Linked DNA regions of Mus musculus: region 2 is linked to region 1. Evidence: chromatin loops called from intact Hi-C (ENCODE). Cell type or tissue: gastrocnemius. All regions are shown on one strand. Links, peaks and the distances in the headings refer to the core of each region. The heading gives the core; the rest is flanking DNA.

The links. Hi-C counts contacts between places; a loop is a spot of excess contacts. Peaks named below come from ENCODE experiments on the same cell type or tissue, not always from the same donor. Only the 100,000 strongest peaks of a DNase experiment are listed, where the experiment ranks them.
Region 2: a loop joins it to region 1, with 1.8 times the contacts of the local background. A loop is called at or near these places in 2 of 42 quality-filtered maps.

The regions. Positions count from the first base shown.
Region 1 is chr13:29,633,812-29,636,729 of GRCm38, forward strand. All of the region lies in intron 8 of Cdkal1 (CDK5 regulatory subunit associated protein 1-like 1), which reads right to left. Among named protein-coding and RNA genes, the nearest start is that of Cdkal1, 220 kb to the right of the region's middle. In gastrocnemius, for the core only: no CTCF peak of the experiment used is centred there; no DNase peak of the experiment used is centred there; H3K27ac peaks cover 1,127 bases.
Region 2 is chr13:29,793,312-29,796,229 of GRCm38, forward strand. All of the region lies in intron 4 of Cdkal1 (CDK5 regulatory subunit associated protein 1-like 1), which reads right to left. Among named protein-coding and RNA genes, the nearest start is that of Cdkal1, 61 kb to the right of the region's middle. In gastrocnemius, for the core only: no CTCF peak of the experiment used is centred there; no DNase peak of the experiment used is centred there.

The sequences.
Region 1 (2,918 bases), core at 132-2,631:
TAAACATAGGGCGAATCTTATACTTACTTTCTTTATTTTAGTCTTTGGGGACCTTAAAAACATTTTCCCAGATCCCCGCTAACGGGATTCTACCTGCTGCTGAGGTGATCTTTTTATGTTAAAGTCTATGACCAAAGTTGAGAGCTGAAACCTTATATTGCATGAACACAAACACTATGGTATAAAGAGAAATTAGCCAGATAGACCTAAAATAATGAACAACTGTAATATTATGGAGAAACTTTGCATATGAAGAAGTTAGGATAAATTTTTGTTGACCATATAAAAGAATGGAGGATTTTTTTTTTTTTTTTTTTTTTTTTTTTTTTTTTTTTGGACAGGGGTGTCTCTGTATAGCCCTGGCTGTCCTGGAACTCATTTTGTAGACCAGGCTAGCCTCGAATTCAGAAACCTGCCTGCCTCTGCCTCCCAAGTGCTGGGATTAAAGGCGGGATTTTTGTTTTTTGTTTTGATTTGAGGATCTCTGTTGACTGACTCTGAAGAAAAGAAAACACAAAATTCTACAAGTGGTAGAGATGGGAAGTAACACAGTGGCTATAGAAAATAACTTGACAGTTCCTTAAAAAGGCAGAGTTCCCTAAAAAAGAAATATGATATGATCCAGGAACACCATAGAAACAAAAGAACTATACACAAACACTTACATACAGACTTGCTCAAGAATGTTTACAGTAAATATTGCTCTCATAGCAAAAATGCAAAGAAACACAAATATTGATCAGAATTAGAATATACAAAGTAAATCTGGTAGGTACATAGAATTGTATCTGGCCTTGGAAAATGAAATCTGTCACATGCTATCCCTAGGGAGAAGCATAAATGTACAACACTAAGTGTAAAAAGCAAATCACAAAAGGAAAAAGGATGTGACTCCAACTGAAAAGTAAGTAGTGTAGCCAAAATCAGGTGCAGAAAGTGGGTGAGTACCAGGGATGAAGACAAGAGGGATCAGGGATGCTGCTGTTTCATGAACAGAATCTAAGCTTGGGGAAATAGAAAGACTCTGGAGTCAAATGGTGGGGAGGGCCTCTCAATAAACAATAAGACAGGGTAAGTGCTCCCAAACTATACAACCAAGAGAAGTAAAATGCTTCATTTTAAGGTAGGCACACACACACTCACTCACACACACACACACACACACACACACACACACACACAAGTTGAAATAAGGAGAAAAGGTCTCCCTCTCTAATCCAGGATAGCCACTTGCTAATATAGTCCAGGTTAGACTCAAACTCACTATCATCCTTTCACCTTAACTTTCTGAGTACTGGAGTTGTAAATATGAGTCACCATGTGTGGTTTGAAACACATAGACTAATAAAGAGGCTGGAAAGAAAGCTTAGTTGATAAAACACTTGTCTAGTCCCAGGCTAGTTAGAGACATCTCTCAAAAAATCGTATGTGTGGTTGATCTCTGAGAGGGGGGGGGGAGGTGGGGAGGGGAGGGGAGGGGAGGGGAGGGGAGGGGAGGAGGGGAGGAGGGGAGGGGAGGAGGGGAGGAGGGGAGGAGGGGAGAAAAAGACAGACACACAGACACCCGGAGAAACACACAGACATTGGCCTACTTAATAACAGGGGATAATAATAACTGAAAAGGAGAATGAAATTCTATAGAAATCACCTAAAGGCTGTGATCTGTTTCCTACAAGTCATACATGGCAGTTACATTTCAATACAAACAGGAAGAAATGGGACCGAAGGAGCTATGTACAGAATTAGTTCTATGTTGTCCCTATAATGACTGCCAAACAAATCCCATCCCTAAATGAAATGCATTAAACAGCAGACATGGGTCTTTCTTCCCAAAGCTTTTCCCAAACAAACATAAAGCAAGAGCGAGTCCACATGTGCTGTTGGTATTTCATCACTGTTTTGTACAGAACAAGAGTGTTGTTGCCTACACACCATTTCTCAGCATCAACACCCATTTTCTTATGCAATTTCAAGTTTGGTTGGCAGGTCAGAGACATTTTTTCCAACCACAGACAAAACGTCTTTTGATACTCAAAGAAAATGTTCAAGGAAATGTTCCCAATAAAAGACAACAAAAACAATAGCATGTAAGTGCATCAGCAGTCTAAGGAACAGCTGAGGTGACTCCAATTAACCTCCCGGGGGAGGGGGGGATGTGACAGACAAGGCACTACCAACACACCTAGTCTATGTCTGCAGCCAGAGCCTTGGAAATGCTTGCAGAATGCCACAACGCTGGGAAGGAGGCAGGCAGACACACTTGTTTTGTTTTTTGAAACTGGATCTCATAGCTCAGGCTAACTTTTTTTTTAAACAAATATTTTTAAATAAGGAAAAGGAGTCAAGGTTTGAGAGCACAATCCATCATCAAAGAAGTTCTAGATGTGAGGGCAGGAGAATGAAGTGGACGGAAATATCACATGCACAGTCAGGAAGCAGAGAGGGAATTCTGGGGCCCAACCATTCTCTCCTATATATGCAGCCCACAACCCCAGCCCATGGGATAATGCCTCCAAATTCACAGTAGGTCTTTCCCCCTCTCTTGAACTCAAAACTGTCTCTCTGAGATTCTGGATCTCATCTGGTTAACCAAGGACAACTCACCATTACTCTTTCCTCCTCCAAGACTCTAAGCTATCTCCTGTCTCTACCATCACACAGCTGGGATTATAAGCATATGCCGTCACAGAAATCGAGTAGAGCCCAGGACCTCAGGCATGCTAGGCCAGAATTCTACCAGCTAACTGAATACACCTTCAGCCACCAGAACTGTATTATTGAATCTTCCATGTAACCCTGACAAGCTTTTAATGTTTCATATACTAATATATGCCATAAAAGGCCTTGATAATGACTGCTCCATTTTAATTTCTCACTTCTTTGGTGTTACAGAAAGCTGACTTCTACATGGAATATTT
Region 2 (2,918 bases), core at 179-2,678, 160 kb after region 1:
AGTTGCTTCGCCTATAAAGTCAGAGAGTTGTGCTGGATGACAGCTCGAAGAGCAATCAGACACTATAGCTGTATTTAAACAGACATAGTAAATCTGGAGAGGCAGTCAGATAAGAGTAGAAAGGGGTTTAGGTGGATTTTTCTCCAAGTCTCAAAGTTAAAAATGGCAGAATATAAAATCATAAATTCCGTCTTTCTCAAAAACCAGTAAGCCAAGCAAAGAAATAAAATCACCAACAAAAAACATCATAAGTTGTCTAACAGGAGAATAGACTCAAACCAGACAAACTTTTTAAAAGTATCATCTAGAAACAGAATAAACTAAACTAAAAACAAAATATGTGTATGACCAATCCAGTGTTGTCCTCATCCCCTTTGTCCACACTGACAATAAATAAATAGATAGGTAGATAGGTAGGTAGGTAGGTAGGTAGATAGATAGATAGATAGATAGATAGATAGATAGATAGATAAACTTAAAGAGCCACAAAACAACAATGAAAAGCTGAATGGGCAAAATCCTCAATTCCTCAATCAATAAGGTACAATAGTTATTTACTGAAAAGTAACAATTTCAAATTTGAGTTAGGAAACAAGTACCCATGAATCCTTTCTTTGAGTCAGAGAAGACCTATGTAAATCAAGCAACCCCAAGAAGGGTAGAAAAGATTGGGAAGGGAAGGTGGTCAATGGGCCCTCCTAAATCTGAGCCTAGACGAAACAACAGAGAAGGTATCTGCTATGGGTGAGAAGAGCTGCCAGGAGGCTTTCACTTGTTGACAGAAGCTACAATGAATTCAAGTTCATATTGGGTCAGAAATGTCCATACATGTACACATACATGTACACATTCCTTGATCTGCCATTGAGTGTCTAAAGGAAAAGGAGATCCACTACCTGGTACATCTAGCCCACAGTACTTAGTTTCCATGGAAAGGAAACACCTCCTCTTGGGAAAAGAACTGATTAAGTACCTGGGTGGGAAATACAAAAGATGAGGTGGAATGTGGTATAATGCAAAGCAATATACTAAGCCACTACTGGATAATAACCAAGTATACAATTAATAGGCATCGGCAGGCACAATACTTCAGAAAGGTAGCAGCTACCATGGGATACAGAAGTGAGGAAGAGAAGCATAGCGTACGGACGGAAATGTGACTTCAAGTCCTCCCTTGGTGACATCCCAGCTGGGAGGCTTGCGCCAGGACACAGAATTTATGGAGCCACAGGGGTGGCATCTGAGAGGAAAATGTACACTCTGTGTACCTATCATGGAGAATAACGACAAAGGCAAACAGAGCCAGGACTGCATCACATTAGAGAAAAGCCTAAATGGAACTGACGAACTGATGCTTCTAATCTCTTGGACTACTGAAGCGAATCTTTAGGATTCTTGAAGGAGCTAGGGAAAATAACCATTTCAGCAAGTCTAAATTCAGTAGCTCTAAAAAGATGCTACATATATAAAAATAAAAACACTGATCAGAGTGATTGCTCATCTGTTAGAAGCACTTGCTGCTCTTGCAGAAGACCCAGGTTCAATTCCCAATACCCACAAGGCAGCTAATAACCACCAGTAACTTCACTACAAGGGACCCACACCCTCTTCTGGCCTCCATGGGCACCAGGCACACACGGGGTATACATACAAACATTTAGGCAAAACACCCACATATAGAAATATAAATAAATAAAATGTGTAAAAAGAGGACGACTTTTAAATCTCTTGTTAACTGTATGTTGCTTAGGCTCCACACATGTGACACAAGATAAATGCACCTGCATATGTGCATGACCACACTTGTATGTATGTAGTGAGAATTTAGGTTTCCTTAAAAACCCAGTTATGTTATGTGAATATGTTTTTGTTTTAATCCCAGGTGTGGGATATGAGGCTGCTTCAGATTGTCCACAGTTATTATGATTGTCTCATGATCTAGAAGGGGCATGATTTTTGTCAGCTGCAGATAGTTTACATTTGGAATTCTGGGGACTCTTGAGAGAGTATAAATATGAGAGCCCCACAAGGGCCTGAGGCAGCTGCTGCTCCCCTGCTGTTGCTGCCTCCACGGCTGCTGCTGGTTGCTGCTTTTGCTTTTGTAGATTTCTCTGGATTGCTGGATTGCTGGATTGCTGGTTGCTGGAGATACCCTGACAACAAAGACTGGACATTCCCATAGGAACTCAATGCCCCTAACCAGCAGGAAATACTCTAAAGAGGTCTATGCCCCCTAGTAGTGGGGGTTGAAAGGTAGAGAAGGGGGGTACATAATAGAACCCAATAAAGTATCCAAAAATTAAAAAATAAAAGTGCTGAGAGAGAGGGTGGATGGGAATAAATGTAATAATACATCTTTGAGAATAAAGAGCTGTCATATACTCAACCAGCTGAGAACCTATACACCTTAGCTGACTCAAATAGATTGTAATAAGAACTATAAACTCCCCAATTGGGGGGGGGGGATAGTCAAAGCATTACAGATTTGTCCAAAAGAAGGAAGACATTAATCTTATTTGATAAATGATAAACCAAATCTGTATTCACTTCACATTGTTCCAAGTCACTGGAGGAACATATCTAAAAGTAGGCCTACTCAGCAAGAGGGGTTTCTCATTCTATTACCTTTTTTAGAATGTATTCAACACAGTGTTTGGAAGCACTCCATTTGTGTATATGTGTGCGTGTGCATGTGTGCGCGTGCATGTGTGCGTGTGTGTGTGTGTGTGTGTGTGTGTGTGTGTGTGTGTGTGTTATGGATTACCTTAATATAGCTAGTTACCATATCTTTTAACGCACAAGGTTATAAGTTATCATTTTTGAAGTGAGAACACTTTGTAATCCCTTCTCTTGACTTTAAGAAATTAATATATTGCTATACTCATAGATCAGCAATTTTCTCTAGCCTCATCAGAGAA